Linked DNA regions of Homo sapiens: region 1 is linked to region 2. A link is an interaction called in ENCODE POLR2A ChIA-PET data of the cell type or tissue named here. Cell type or tissue: endothelial cell of umbilical vein. All regions are shown on one strand. Links, peaks and the distances in the headings refer to the core of each region. The heading gives the core; the rest is flanking DNA. Region 1 overlaps CERS4 (ceramide synthase 4). Region 2 overlaps INSR (insulin receptor).

Evidence for each region. Peaks named below come from ENCODE experiments on the same cell type or tissue, not always from the same donor. Only the 100,000 strongest peaks of a DNase experiment are listed, where the experiment ranks them.
Region 1: POLR2A ChIA-PET joins it to region 2 with 7 read pairs; 2 of 35 experiments call an interaction of 5 or more read pairs at or near these places.

The regions. Positions count from the first base shown.
Region 1 is chr19:8,214,606-8,222,446 of GRCh38, forward strand. All of the region lies in intron 2 of CERS4 (ceramide synthase 4), which reads left to right. Among named protein-coding and RNA genes, the nearest start is that of CERS4, 9.2 kb to the left of the region's middle. RefSeq lists enhancers at 574-1,075, 5,523-6,029. In endothelial cell of umbilical vein, for the core only: no CTCF peak of the experiment used is centred there; no DNase peak of the experiment used is centred there.
Region 2 is chr19:7,179,112-7,186,952 of GRCh38, forward strand. INSR (insulin receptor) reads right to left here. Exons shown (of 22, transcript NM_000208.4): 3 at 5,205-5,526. Among named protein-coding and RNA genes, the nearest start is that of INSR, 110 kb to the right of the region's middle. RefSeq lists an enhancer at 84-183. In endothelial cell of umbilical vein, for the core only: no CTCF peak of the experiment used is centred there; a DNase peak (open chromatin) is centred at 4,010; H3K27ac peaks cover 1,581 bases.

The DNA.
Region 1 (7,841 bases), core at 2,141-6,140, 1.0 Mb after region 2:
TACCCTGGAGAGTCCTTGCTCAAGGGGACTTGAGGAGTGAAAGGTTATGGGACCCTACTGCTTTTGCACGGTTACTTTGTCGTCCTGTATGTGCAGTGGTCACCTGTGCTGGGGTGCTCGAACCTTGAAGGCTGAGGAAGCTGGCAGGAGGAAGGAGAGGAGGACTACGCAGTGGCCAAGACTTCTCCTCCTCCCCTCCACACAATGGGGCTCAGCTGAACTGGGAGAGGGAAGTAGCCAGGGAAGGGTACTGATGAGCGTATGGAAGCAGAGGAGATGAAGGGCAGTGGGGAGGAGGTGGGAGGGGAGGAGGAAGAGGAAAGGGAGGAAGACGAGGGGGAGGAGAGGGAGGAGGGGGAGGAGGAGAAAAAGGAAGAGGAGGGGGAGGAGAGGGAGGAGGAGGAGGAGAAAAAGGAAGAGGAGGGGGAGGACGAGGAGGAAGAAGCAACGGCAGCAGCCAGTGGGCAAGCAGCCAGAGCTGGATGGAGGAGCCAGGACGTTCTCAGATAGGTGATGGGGGAGCCCTAGGGATGCAGGGATGGTAGCCTCGATCAGGGGCCTAGAGGACAAACAGCAAAAGCCAAGCAGCAGGGCCAGGCGCGGTGGCTCACACCTGTGATCCCAGCACTTTGGGAGGCCGATGTGGGTGGATCGCCTGAGGTCAAGAGTTCGAGACCAGCGTGGCCAACATGGCGAAACCCTGTCTCTACTAAAAATACAAAAATTAGCCAGGTGCAGCGGTGTGTGCCTGTAGTCCCAGCTACTCAGGAGGCTGAGGCAGGAGAATTGCTTGAACCAGGGGGGCGGAGGTTGCAGTGAGCAGAGATCACACCACTGCACTCCAGCCTGTGCAACAGAGCAAGACTCTGTCTCAAAAAAAAAAAAACAAAAAACAAGCAGCGGGTGTGTCTGGGGGATGGGCCAGCCTCTAGCCTGCAGTCGCTCCCTTCCCAGGCAAAAGAGAGAGAACTCGGTCCCCTCTCCCTGTACCCCACAAGAGCCTGGGCACCCTCCCCACTCCCACCACGAACCTGGGCTTCACTGGGAGGGAATTTAGACACTTGGATGCTGGAGCCTAGATCTGAGGTTCTGTTGAGCCACGGCACTGTGACCCGGACTGTCCCCTCCATCCCCGTCCAAACTGGGAGGGGGCATCCCTTGTCCCTGGCACTCCTCTGTGATCTGGCAGGTGTGATGAGCCACAGCAGGGACAGGGGAATAGGGGCTGGGCTTTTTAGGGTGATGGCACCCAGACGGTAACAGGACGGGAGGGAGGTGGTCCTCTGGGTTTTGTTTCTCCATCTGGGATGTTGGTGAGGGCAGGCATAAGCCACCTCTCTGTGCCTCGAGTCCAGGATGCCTGGCCCTGCCTCAGGGCCTTTGCACTGGCTCTTCCCCCTTTCTAGAATGTTCTATCATCAGGGTTTCCTCCCTCACCTCCCTACCTTCTCAGGGAGGGCTTCCTGACCTCCCTCTTTAAAATTGTAGCCCTGCCAGGCACCGTGGCTCACACCTGTAATCCCAGCACTTTGGGAGCCTGAGGTGGGCAGATCACCTGAGGCCAGGAGTTCAAGACCAGCCTGGCCAACAAGGTGAAACCCCGTCTCTACTAAAAATGCAAAGATTAGCCAGGCGTGGTGGTGGGCGCCTGTAATCCCAGCTGCTTGGGAGGCTGAGGCAGGAGAATCACTTGAACCTGGGAGATGGAGGTTGCAGTGAGCTGAGATGGTGGCACTGCATTCCAGCCTGGGCGACAGAGAGAGATTTTGTCTTGGAAAAAAAAAAAAAAAGAAAATTACAGCCCCCACTGCCTGACTCCTCATTCCTTTTCCTGCCTTATTTTTCTCTCCACCTGACAATAACAAAACAAACAAATTATCAAAATGCAGGGCCAGATCAGGTGGCTCATGCCTGTAATCCCAGCACTTTGAGAGGCAAGTTGGGCAGATCACTTGAGCCCAGGAGTTCAAGACCAGCCTGGGCAACATAGCAAGACCCCATTTCTGAAAAAAAATTAAGATATAGAGTCTTTGCCACTCCCTCATCTCCACCATGTCCAGAATATTGGCTCCATGGAGTGAAATTTCTTGTCTACTCTGTTCTCTGCTGGGATCCCAGTGTGTAGTTGGTATGCAGTGGGCACCCGATAAATGTGAAGTGATGTCAGCCATCCTGGGTCCTTATGGCTGCAGCCTGAGAGGTTGGACTTGGGGGGCGGATGGCGTTGGGGGTAGCGTACCTCGGGTGGCAGGTAACAGGCAGGTTCTGGAGACAGGCAGGCTTGGGTCCAAGTCCCAGACTCTACTCCCTACTTTATGACTTTGGATGACTCCATGCCTCACTTTCCCCAGTTGCAAAGTACAGATGACAGAGGGACCTGGCACTTAACACATGTCAGCTTCCCGGGGACCTTGCTGGAGTCTGGAAGGAGCTGGGGGCCAATCTGAGGCCTCCAGAGGGTCAGACTCTGAGACAGGACATTTATGACTTTCCCACCCACTCCTAGAATTTTCCAGAAATGTGATGAAGAGCAAGGAGACGTTACTTTATTTTGGGCAGTCAGGACCCCTCTGAAAAGGCGACATTAGGGCTGGGGCCTGAGTGGGAGTGAGTGATGGGCTGAGACAGGAATTGGACTTGTTTACTGCCCTCCCAGAGACCCCTCATTCAGTGGGGAGACAGACGTGTCTTTGGGCAGTTACAAGGCAGATTAACCAGGGTACAAGGAAAACAATCAGAGACACTGAAGGCAAGGAGAGGCTCGTTTTTTAATTTTTTTTTGAGACAGAGTCTCGCTCTGTCGCTCAGGCTGGAGTGCAGTGGCGCAATCTCGGTTCACTGCAATCTCCGCCTCCCGAGTTCAAGCGATCCTCCTGCATCAGCTTCCTGAGTAGCTGGGATTACAGGTGTCCACTACCACACCTGGCTAATGTTTTTTTTTTTTTTTTTGAGATGGAGTCTCGCTCTTTCACCCAGGCTGGAGTGCAGTGACTCCATCTCGGCTCACTGCAAGCTCCGCCTCCCGGGTTCATGTCATTCTCCTGCCTCAGCCTCCCCAGTAGCTGGGACTACAGGTGCCCACCACCACGCCTGGCTATTTTTTTTGTATTTTTAGTAGAGACGGGGTTTCACCCTGTTAGCCAGGATGGTCTCGATCTCCTGACCTCGTGATCCGCCCGCCTCGGCCTCCCAAAGTGTTGGGATTACAGGCGTGAGCCACCGCACCTGGCTAATTTTTGTATTCTTTTGTAGAGACGGGGTTTTGCCATGCTGGCCAGACTGGTCTCGAACTCCTGATCTCAAGTGATCTGCCCGCCTCATCCTCCCAAAGTGCTGGGATCTACATTTGGCCTTCTTTTTGTTTTTGCTTTTATTTTGAGACAGAGTCTCACTCTGTCGCCCAGGTTGGAGTGCAGTGGTGCAATCTTGGCTCACTGCAACCTTTGCCTCCCGGGTTCAAGCGATTCTACTGCCTCAGCCTCCCAAGTAACTGGGATTACAGGCACGTGCCACCATACCCAGCTAATTTTTGTATTTTTAGTAGAGATGAGGTTTCACCATATTGGCCAGGCTGGTCTTGAACTCCTGACCTCAGGTGATCTGCCCACCTTGGCCTCCCAAAGCACTGGGATTACAGGTATGAGCCACTGTGCATGACCAAGGAGAGGCTCTTGACCCAGGCTGGGAGTCTTCAAGACTTCCTGGAGGCAGCCACAGGCAAGCTGCCCACTTGAAGGTTTAACCATGCCAGGCATCAGATAACGGAATGCTGAACAGTGATTTAGAGGGAGCGGCCCAGGCAAAGGCCTGGCATCCGGGAATGGCATCGGAGCAACATTCCTAAAATTGAAGCAGACTCTGGGAATCCACCCGTGGAGACCCTAGGCTGAGAACCTCGGAGTCAGGGTGGCTGCGGGAGGGCAGACAGGGAGGCCAGGACAGGGCAGTGCGTTCGGCCAGGTCACAAAGGCCTCGAATGCCAGGTCAGGAGCCATGGGGAGCCTCCGAGGAGATCTTGAGATGGGGAAGGGACAGGCTGGTACTCAGAGCCACTGCTGAGAGAGGGATGGACTCCATCTGTGTGTATCCCAGAGGAGGGGCGGTCCTGGACCGTCATCTGAGAGGAAGTGCTTTGCCTCCAGTTACACAAACACCTCCGGTCCTTAAAGGGACGATAGGTAGCCTCTGCCTCCCCACTGGGGGCCCTTCTCTGTGCCAACCCATCCAACCCAGAGGGCTGATGGAAGACGTGTGCTCTGCAGGGGCTCTCTGTGGCTTCTTGCTTCACTGGGTGGATGGGTATCAAGATGGTGACTTGAGGCCGGGAGCCGTGGCTCATGCCTGTAATCCCAGCACTTTGGGAGGCCGAGGCGGGAGGATCACTTGAGGCCAGGAGTTCGAGACCAGCCTGGCCAACGTGGTAAAACCCCATCTCTACTAAAAATACAAAAATTAGCTGGGCATGGTGGCGGGCGCCTGTATTCCCAGCGACTTGGGAGGCTGAGGCAGGAGAATCACTTGAACCCAGGAGGCGGAGGTTGCCGTGAGCCTAGATCGTGCCATTGTACTCTAGCCTGGGTGACAGAGCGAGACTTCATCTCCCGCAAAAAAAGGTGGTGACTTGATTTCACAGAGAACTCCAGCTGCCTGAGCCACCCTGCAGGATAGGAGCAGGCTCTGAGGTCCACAGTTTGCTACTGTCTCAACCCACTGCCCCCAGCTCCTCTGAGACCCAGGCAGGACTGCAGGCCCATGTAGGTTCAGATGGATGCCTGGAGGCCGGACACGGTGGCTTGCACCTGTCATCCCAACACTTTGAGAGGCTGAGGCTCAAGTATGGCTTGAGGCCAGGAGTTCGAGACAAGCCTGGGCAACATAGTAAGACCCTATCTCTATAAAAAATATATATTTTAAAATTAGCTGGGTGAGGGCTGGGCACAGTGGCTTATGCCTGTAATCCCAGCACTCTGGGAGGCCAAGGCGGATGGATCACCTGAGGTCAGGAGTTTGAGACCAGCCTGACCAACATGGTGAAATCCCGTCTCTACTAAAAATACAAAAAAATTAGCCAGGTGTGGTGGCACATACCTGTAACTCCAGCTACTCAGGAGGCTGAGGCAGAAAAATCGCTTGAACCCGGGAGGTGGAGGTTGCAATGAGCTAAGACTGTGCTTCTGCACTCCAGCCTGGGCAACAAGAGCGAAACTCTGTTTCAAAAAAAAAAAATTAGCTGGGTATAGTGGCATGGGTGCCTGTAGTCTCAGCTATTCAGGAGGCTGAGGCAGGGGGATCATTTGAACCCAAGAGTTTGAGGCTGCAGTGAGCTATGATCATGCCACTGCACTCCAGCCTGGGCAACAGAGTGGAATCCTGTTGTCTCTTAAAAAAAAAAAATTTGTTAAGTGGATACATACCTGGGGACCCTGGAGCTCCACGGCTGCTGCCCTCACCCTGTTGTTTTCCTCCCTCTCGGATGATGCCATCTTAGAATTCCATGCCTGGAATTTGCCCACCGGCTCTCCTCGCCCCCTCCCACCCCTCGGCTGTGTGTCCCCTTATTCCTGCCCAAGCAGGCAGTTCCCAGATCTACCCCAGATACTCATCCCAATCTGCCACCCCCACCCCTTGAAGATACCCTACCCGGACCTCAGCACCCCTCCCCGAGGCTCCTGTCTCTGCCACCCTCCACCTTCAGCCTCCCTCTCTCTTCTTTTCTGGAGACAGCACCATGCTCTGTTACCCAGGCTGGAGTGCAGTGGTGCGATCTCGGCTCACTACAATCTCCACCTCGCAGGTTCAAGTGATTCTCTTGCCTCAGCCTCCTGAGCAGCTGGGATTACAGGCATGTGCCACCATGCCCAGGTAATTTTTATATTTTTAGTAGAAATGGGGTTTCACCATGTTGGCCAGGCTGATCTGGAACTCCTGGCCTCAGGTGATCTGCCCGCCTCGGCCTCCCAAAGTACTGGGAATACAGGCATGAGCCACCGCGTCCGGCTGAGCCTCCCTACCTGTTCTGACCCAGCTTCCCCACTCTGGCTGCTGTCACCTGCAAGAGGCCAGCCAGCCTCTGAGTGACCTCCAGGGATGGGACAACCTCCAAGGGCAGCCTGTGTTGCCAGGAGAACTCCCAGAATCGGTCCCTCCCGAAATCTCTGCCGCCTTCCCATGGCATCAAGGCTGAGGGCTTCTGTTACCACTGCTGTTTTGTGTTTTTTTTTTTGTTTTTTTTTTGAGACGGAGTCTCGCTCTGTCACCCGGGCTGGAGTACAGTGGTGCAACCTCGGCTCACTGCAAGCTCTGCCTCCTGGGTTCATGCCGTTCTCCTGCCTCAGCCTCCCGAGTAGCTGGGACTATAGGCGCCCGCCACGGTGCCTGGCTAATTTTTTTGTATTTTTTTTAGTAGAGACGGGGTTTCACCCTGTTAGCCAGGATGGTCTCGATCTCCTGACCTTGTGATCTGCCCGCCTCGGCCTCCCAAAGTGCTGGGATTACAGGCGTGAGCCACTGTGCCCGGCCTGTGTATTTTTTTTTTTTTTTTTAAACAGAGACAGGGTCTCGCTATGTTGCTCAGGCTGGTCTTGAACTGCTAGGCTCAAGCAATCCTCCCACCCCAGCCTCCCAAAGTATTGGAATTACAGGTGTGAGCCACTGTACCTGGTTCTGCTGCTGTGTCCTTCAAGGCATGGTAACAGACACTTGGTAACCTCCCCTTGAATCTGGAGTGCCCGAGGGCCTGGGCTGGCAGCCTTGCCAACATCGGGAACTGGTCAAGACTGCACTTTGTTTTGTGTTCATTGTATTTGTTTTCACGGCTAGCCTCTGCACGTGATGCCAATGCTGGCTTGCTCTTTCAGGGAGAGAGGGAGGGAGAGAAAGTGTCTTCTGAAAATAAATGTATTTCGGTAAACAAACAATGTGAGCCTTTTAACTTTTTTTTTTCTTATTTTTTTTTTTTGAGACGGAATCTTGCTCTGTCACCCATGCTGGAGTGCAGTGGCACGATCTTGGCTCACTGTAACCTCCACCTCCCAGGTTCAAGCGATTCTCCTGCCTCGGCCTCCCAAGTAGCTGGGATTACCATGCCCAGCTAATTTTTTTGTATTATTAGTAGAGACGAGGCTTCACCATGCTGAGGTCGAACTCATGACCTCAAGTGATCCGCCCTCCTCAGCCTACCAAAGTGCTGGGATTACAGGCATGAGCCACCACACCCAGCCTAAAATTTTATTTTATATTTACTTACTGACTTATTTATTTTTTTATGTTTTTTTTTTTTTTTTTTTTTTTTTTTGAGACAGAGGCTTGCTCTGTCGCCCAGGCTGGAGTGCAGTGGCATGATCGTGGCTCACTGCAAGCTCCGCCTCCCGGGTTCACGCCATTCTCCTGCCTCAGCCTCCCAGTAGCTGGGACTACAGGTGCCTGCCATCACGCCCAGCTAATTTTTTGTATTTTTAGTAGAGACGGGGTTTCACCGTATTAGCAAGGATGGTCTCAATCTCCTGATCTCGTGATCCACCCGCCTCAGCCTCCCAAAGTGCTGGGATTACAGGCGTAAGCCACCGCGCCCGGCCCTATTTATTTTTTTTTGAGATGGAGTCTCGCTCTGTCACCCAGACTGGAGTGCAGTGGCGCAATCTCGGATCACTGCAACCTCGGCCTCCCGGGTTCAAACGATTCTCCTGTCTCAGCCTCCTGAGTAGCTGGGATTACAGGCACCCACCATCATGCCCAGCTAATTTTTGTATTTTTTTGTAGAGATGGGGTTTCACCATGTTGGCCAGGCTGGTCTTGAACTCCTGACCTCAGGTGATCCTCTTGCTTCAGCCTCCGAGAAGTGC
Region 2 (7,841 bases), core at 1,961-5,960:
ATGTTGTCCAGGCTGGTCTCGAACCTCTGGGCTCAAGTGAGCCTCCCACCATGGCCTCCCAAAGTGCTGGGATTACAGGCATGAGCCACCACACCTGGCCAGGTTTATTTTCATTCTGTGAGTTCCTTCTAGTAAATTATGAAACCCAAACAGTTTGTGGGAATCCCCCAATTTAGAGCCAGTTAGTCAGAAGTGTGGGTGGCTGGGGGATCCCCAAGATGCTGCCAGTGTCTGAAGCAAGGGAAATCTCATGGAGGGCTGAGCCTTAAACTTGTGGCGTCTGATGCTAACTTTGGAGGAGGATGGTGTCAGAACGGTGTTGCAAGTACACCCAGGTAGTGGCAGAACAGCTGAGGCAGAAACAAAATACTGACCAAATGTTTGACTTCTTTTATTGCCTCTATTCTTATTATGTGGCAGGCAATGCTCTAAGCCTGGAGTTGGCAAACAGTGGGCTGGGAGCCAAATCCAGTAGGCCACCTGTTTTTGCAAATAATATCCTATTGGAATATGGCCACATTTATTGGTTAGTACATCGTCTAACCCTGCTTTCACGCTGCAAAGGCAGAGTTAAGTAGCTCCAACAGAGACCATATGGCCCTGAGAGCTGAAAATATTTACTATCTGGCCCTTGGCCAACCCCCGTTCTCAGCTGCCGGTATACATGAGTGAACAAAGCAGATAATATGCTTTCCCAGTGGGAAATTATAAATGACCATGAGTTCTTTGCAGCCTCTCCCACCAAGAAGTGGAGTCTATGTTCCCACCTGTTGAATCTGGGCTTGGCCATATGGCTTGCTTTGGCCAATGGAATATTTGCAAACGTGATACAAGCTGAGGCTTGAAAAGCACTTGAACATTGAGGTCTGCCCTTCCTGGCTGCTGGGGTAAGAGACTTATGGAGAGAGACCCCCACTGACCATCAAAGACACAAGAGGCTCCCCTAAACCATCAGCCGTAGCTAAACAGGCCCAGGCCAGACAAACCTTCAGTCAACACATGAAATCATCAGAGCTCCTAAAGGAGTGTTTTAAGCCACTAAGCACTGAGGTGGTTTTGTTACGCAACAAGAGCTAGCTGATACACTCACAAAGCTTATCATCTGGTTGGGGAGAGTGAATAAATTGACAACAAAGGCTAGGTACAGTGGCTCAGGCCCTGTAATCTCAGCACTTTGGGAAGCCAAGGTGGGAGGATCACTTAAACCCAGGAGTTCAAGACGAGCCTGGGGAATATAGCAAGACCCCCAACACTACAGAATTTTTTTTTAGCCAGGTGTGGTGGTGTGTGCCTATATAGTCCCAGCTACTCAGGAGGCTGTGGCAGGAGGATCTCTTGAGCCCAGGGGGTTGAGACCACAGTGAGCCATGTGGGTGCCACTGCACTCTAGCCTGGGTGACAGACCAAGACCTTGTCTCAAAAAAAAAAAAAAAAGACAAAAATATCAGCTAGTGACAAATCGAAGAGTTAAAACTAAATGATGTGACAGAGAGTGCACGGATGATTGACTCAGACGGGAAGGATTTGCCAAGGAGGTGACTTTTAAGCTGCCATCTAGATGACGAGGGGAAAAAGTGGATCATTCTCAAATGCAGGGACAAGCATTATAGGAAGAGGGAACAGCTAATTGAAAGGCACAGAGGAAAGCGGATGTAGCAAGTTGCAGGAAAAGCTCCTGCGGTAACGACCACCACGGCCAGGGGGCACCGGAATGAAATGAGAATGAGAACTGGCCGAGCCCTCCCGATGAGGAGTTTGGATTCTGTCCATTGGTCTTGGGAAGCCACCGGAGGGTTTTAGGGAAGGACATGGCATATGATCAGATGACCACTTTTATTTTTTCTTTTGAGACAGAGTCTCACTCTGTCACCGAGACTGCAGTGCAGTGGCACACTCTCGGCTCACTGCGACCTCCACCTCCCGGGTTCAAGCAATTCTGCTGTCTCAGCCTCCCGAGTAGCTGGGATTACAGGCGCCCACTGTAATCCCACGCCTGGCTAATTTTTGTATTTTTAGTAGAGATGGGGTTTCACCATGTTGGTCAGGCTGGTCTCGAACTCCTGACCTCAGGTGATCCACCCACCTCGGCCTCCCAAAGTGCTGGGGTTATAGGCGTGAGCCACCGCGCCTGGCCCAGGTGGCCACTTTTTACCAGTGTCACTAGAATGGAAGCAGGAGCAAAGAGATTGTTCAAGGGGACTGGGTCAGACCAGACATGATGGTGAAATAGATGGAGGTGTAGACAAATTTGAGACCTCAGCTTAATAGGAAGAAGTGAGAGAGGCCAAGAAGAATCAAGGATTTTAGGTAATTCTCCCCTTCCCAGTGGATACCCCATACGCATTGAAAATTTATTCATCACAAATATCTGGTCCTTCTCATCTCAGGAAGCAGCACTGTGCTATTACATCCCAGCAGGTACTTTGGAACGACAGTAGATGGTGAGACCTTTTTTTTTTTTTTTTTGGAGATGCAGTTTCACTCTTGTCACACTTGCCTGGGGGCTAACGTGCAATGGCGTGATCTCAGCTCACTGCAACCTCTGCCTCCTGGGTTCAAGCAATTCTCATGCCTCAGCCTCCCGAGTAGCTGGGATAACAGGTATGCATCACCATGCCCAGCTAATTTTTTTTTTGTTTTTGTATTTTTAGTAAAGACGGGGTTTCACCGTGGTGGCCAGGCTGACCTTGAACTCCTGCCCTCAGATGATCCGTCCACTTCGGCCTCCCAAAGTGCTGGGATTACAGGCATAAGCCACTGTGCCTGGCCAAGGCCTTTTAACATGGGTTCCCAGAACTCTGCTCTGAAAACATCAAGAACTCCTTCCCAGATAAGCCACCAGAATGGAAGAAAACATCTGGCCCTATTTGATATCAAACCACATTAGAAAATGCCACAGTACGATTAAGTCTTTCATAAGATAAAAAGAAAAGCTTCAGGCCAGGTGCGGTGGCTCATGCCTGTAATCCCAGCACTTTGGGAGGCCGAGGTGGGTGGATCACTTGAGGTCAGGAGTTCAAGACCAGCCTGGCCAACATGATGAAACCCGGTCTCTACTAAAAATACAAGAAAAATTTAGCTGGGTATGGTGACAGATGTCTGTAATCCCAGCTACTTAGAGGCTAAGGCAGGAGAATCACTTGAACCCGGGAGGCTGAGTTGCAGTGAGCCAAGATCGCACCATTGCACTTCAGTCTGGGCAACAAGAATGAAACTCCATCTCAAAAAAACAAAAGCACAAACAAAAAAAAATTGGCCAGGCTTGCTGCCTCACACCTGTAATCCCAGCTACTTGGGAGGCTGAGGCAGGAGAATGGCTTGAACCTGGAAGGCAGAGGTTGCAGTGAGCTGAGATCATGCCACTGCACTCCAGCCTGGGTGACAGAGTGAGGCTCTGTCTCAAAATAAATAAATTAATTAATTAAAAGCTTCAGAAATAAAAATATTAATTTTTTTAAACCTACGCAATAAAATACGGTGACAATGCACCCCCCTCTCCTTTGTTTTCTTCCGTTCAGGAAAGGTCCCAGATACCAAGGATGTGCGGTCAATTTCTCAGGGTTTCTGTTTTAGCATCTCCCGCATCATCAGTGAGAAAATCAAAGGAGGTTGCTATATTTCTCAGGCCATTGTTAAGGTGAGGGAAAAATGCCTTTTATTTAAGGCCAATGTCTTTTAAACAAACATCTTGCCAGAAGATATTAACCCATTTTTTTTATTTCAATTGTGATTTTAAAAAGAAAGAAATGAATCAAAAGGAATATGGTCATTTCCTCAATCTTGGGAATACACTGGCCAAAAAAAAAAAAAAAAACCTAAAACAAAAGTCTGTCTGGTATGAAAAGGTGATTTATAGACCCTTTTGGTCAATAAAGCCAAAAGGTTTTTTTGGTAGGTTTTTATCAACAACGAGCAAAACAAAACATATTGTACTTGCAGGTTTCACAAACACTCAAAGAAAGAGTCATAAGAACTGAAATTACAGCTTGTTTTCCTTCCCGCCCTCTCCACCCAGGGAAATACAATTTCCCACCCCAACACTCTCGCTTGGCTAATTCTCAAGTCTGAAGAGGAAGATACTTTACGTAAGCAGGTCAGCTCAAGGCCTCTTGATGTGTGTCTGTTTCTGATTTGTTTTTGTGTTGTTTTGTGGTGTGTGTGTGTGTGTGTGTGTGTGTGTGTGTGTGTTTTAAAACAAAACATAAAACCTCAATACAAAAACCAGGAAACAGATTTTTGCAACTCAGTTACGGCCCCAAAATAGCTCATGGAAGAAGCTCACAGTACGAACAGAAAGTCTGCGATGTGCGTAGGAAATCTGACTCTGTCGAAGAGAGAAAACCCTGCTATTTCTCACCCAAACGGCAGGAAATGGTTTGATTATACTGTCCTTCAGAGAACAGCAAAGCCCTGAGAATAATGCAGAAGCGAGTCTCTTCCTCCTGGAGACAGTATGTTCTGGGCTAATCTTGGCACACCACCAGGCTACAGGTCAGGGAAGACACGAAAGACCTTGGTATATCCTTTATGTGACAATGATGAAGCTACATCAGTGAGGACAGGCCACGTGGAGGATTTTAGGGAAAACCAAGGACTCTGTCCTTATTATATTTTCTTGTTCTGAAGCCAACCACAGAAAGCTTAGAACTGAGGTCCACAATGCCAGACTGGGTGCGGTGGCTCACACCTGCAATCACAGCACTTTGAGAGGCCAAGGCAGGTGGACCACCTGAGGTTGGGAGTTCGAGACCAGCCTGACCAACATGGCGAAACCCTGTCTCTATTAAAAATACAAAAATTAGCCGGGCATGGTGGCAGGCACCTGCAGTCCCAGCTGCTTGGGAGGCTGAGGCAGGAAAATCGCTTGAACCCAGGAGGCAGAGGTTGCAGTGAGCCAGGTTCGTGCCACTGCACTCCAGCTTGGGAGTCTTGCGGCAAGACTCCATCTCAAAAAAAAAAAAAAAGAATGGTGGGCACAATGCCAGAAGTATATACTATCTGGTCCTTTAGAGAAAAAGGTAGTCAACTCCCACTCCCAAGCCCAGGACCAAAACAGGGTGCAAAAGTAGCATCTGAGAGCAGAGACCTCACTCATAGCCAATTAACCCTGGGTTTGCACACAGTTTTAACAAGCGGCATCGTCACAACCAACCCCACGTTCCTTCTCCTCTCGGCTGCCCCCCAGACCCACATCCAGAACTCACTTGCTGGAATTCATCGTGTACCCGGAGGGACACTCAGGGATGCACTTGTTGTTGTGAATGACGTACTGGTGGCAGCCCTGCCTCCGCGAGTTCTTGCATTTGTGGTGCAGGTCCTGGCAGAAGCTGAAGTTCACACAGCGCCAGTCCTGGAAGTGGTAGTACGGGGGCGGGCAGGTCTCCACACACCTGCCGTCCAGGTAGAAGTTGCGGCAGGCCACGCACTTGGTGGGGTCGTCGGGCTGAGAACAGTTGCCCAGGCACTCGCTGTGGCAACAGAGGCCTTCGGCGGTGCAGCCGTGTGACTTACAGATGGTCGGGCAAACTGGAGAGAGAGAGAGAGAGAGAGGGAAATAAATAAATAAATAAATAAATAAATAAATAAATAAATAAATGGCTTTGTCCAATTCCTGTCTGCATATGCAGCAATTCTGGATCAGACAGTGAAAGCCAACCAAACACTAACAGTAAAAGCGGCACGTCTACATCATTACCCACATGTCAGACACATCTATTAACTGGTTTAAGCCTCCAAACCATTGGTGAGCTTGTAAATGTTTAACAGCTGCCTGAGGGAGGGGCCCAGGGAGGCCCAGATTTATATAGCATTTGCCGATTTCCATGGTGTAAATATTCCTACCAGTGGTGGATTTCAGGCCACCAACATGAAGTTACTAAACATAAGCTGACAAAAGATACACAGTAGCATTCCTCTAAGTAGTATTTATAAGTATACACAAAATGTATCTACTATTGACACAAAAGTAGTAAATAACCTCAACAGCACAAATAATAGGAAAACATCGTATGATATTAGGAGGTGGTGAGTTTTGAGTATTTGTTACTTTTAAAAAGCTTTGTTAATTTAAAAACTTTTGTTTTTAATGTAATTTGTTTAACTGTAGGTTTATGTAATTTTTATGAATATCTATGTTTAACAAATGGCTCACAAATTGCCTGAAAATTTCACCACTGGCTCCAGCAAGCCAACTCCAGCATGCTGCTGCACCCCACATGTGAAGTAGATACACTGTTAGCTCCTTTATTTTTTTGTTTTACAAATGGGGAAACTGAGGTACAGGGAGGTTAAGTAACTTGCCCCCAAACCACTGATTGCTTCAACAGACATTTGCTTGCACTAATCTAGATACTGTGGCCACTGTGGGGAAAAAAGTGGCTGCAGATCCTGCCTTTGGGAGCACAAGGTCTAATGGAGGAGACATGTTAGTTACTTAAACATGCAAATGTGGCTCGGTGTGGTGGCTCACGCCTGTAATCCTAGCAATTTGGGAGGTCGAGGCGGGTGGATCACCTGAGGTCAGGAGTTTGAGACCAGCCTGGTCAACATGGTGAAACCCTGTCTCTACTAAAAATACAAAAATTAGCTAGGTGTGCTGGTGCATGCCTGTAATCCCAGCTGCTCAGGAGGCTGAGGCACGAGAATCACTTGAATCTGGGAGGTGGAGGCTGCAGTGAGCCATGATCGTGCCACTATACTCCAGCCTGGGCAACAAGTGCAAAATTCTGTCAAAAAAAAAAAAAAAAAAGAGAGAGAGAGACAAAGAGAGAGAGAAAAGGAAGGAAGGAAGGAAAAAAAAAAGGCTGGTTGTGGTGGCTCATGCCTGTAATCCTAGCACTTTGGGAGGCCAAGGTGGGCGGATCACCTGAGGTCAGGAGTTTCAGACCAGCCTGGCCAACATGGTGAAACCCCATCTCTACTGATGATACAAACAATTAGCCGGGTGTGGTGGTGGGCGTCTGTAATCCCAGCTACTCAGGAGGCTGAGGCAGGAGAATCGCTTGAACCTGGGAGGGGAGGTTGCAGGGAGCCGAGATCATGCCACTGCACTCCAGCCTTGGTGACAGAGGGAGACTCTGTCTCAAAACAAAAAATGAAACAAAACAAAAAATAAGAAAGAAAGTTGGGGAGTGTTCTTCACCCCAAATCCCCAGACTGTGATTCTCAGCACAGTGGATCCCACCGGCCAAACTCAGGGAACAGAAGTGGCCCCAGAAGCTACATCCATATATGAACAGCACCATCTGGTCGAAATTTCTGCGATGACGGAAATGTTCTCTATCTGGGCCATCCAACATAGTAGCCACTTCTCCCCTGTGGCTTCTGAATGTGCTTAGTGCAACTAGGAAATCCAATTTTTTTTTTAATTGTGGTAAAATACACATAGCATAAAATTCACCATTGTAATCATGTTTAAATGTATAGTTCAGTGGTATTAAATACTTTTATGTGGCTATGCAACCATCACCACCACCCATCTCCAGAACTTTCTCACCTTAACCAAACTGAAACTCTGCCCCCATGAAACAGTCACACTCATCCTCCTCCCCAACTCCTGGCACCTGCCATTTTACTTTCTTTTTCTTTTCTTTTTTTTTATTTTTATTTTTTGAGATGGAGTCTTGCTTTGTTGCCCAGGCTGGGGTGCAGTGGCGCGATCTCAGCTCACTGTAACCTCTGCCTCCCGGGTTCAAGTGATTCTCCTGCCTCAGCCTCCAGAGTAGCTGGGATTACAGACGCCCACCACCACACCCAGCTAATTTTTGTATTTTTAGTAGAGATGGGGTTTCACCATGTTGGCCGGGCTGGTCTTGAACTCCTAACCTCGTGATCCTCCTGCC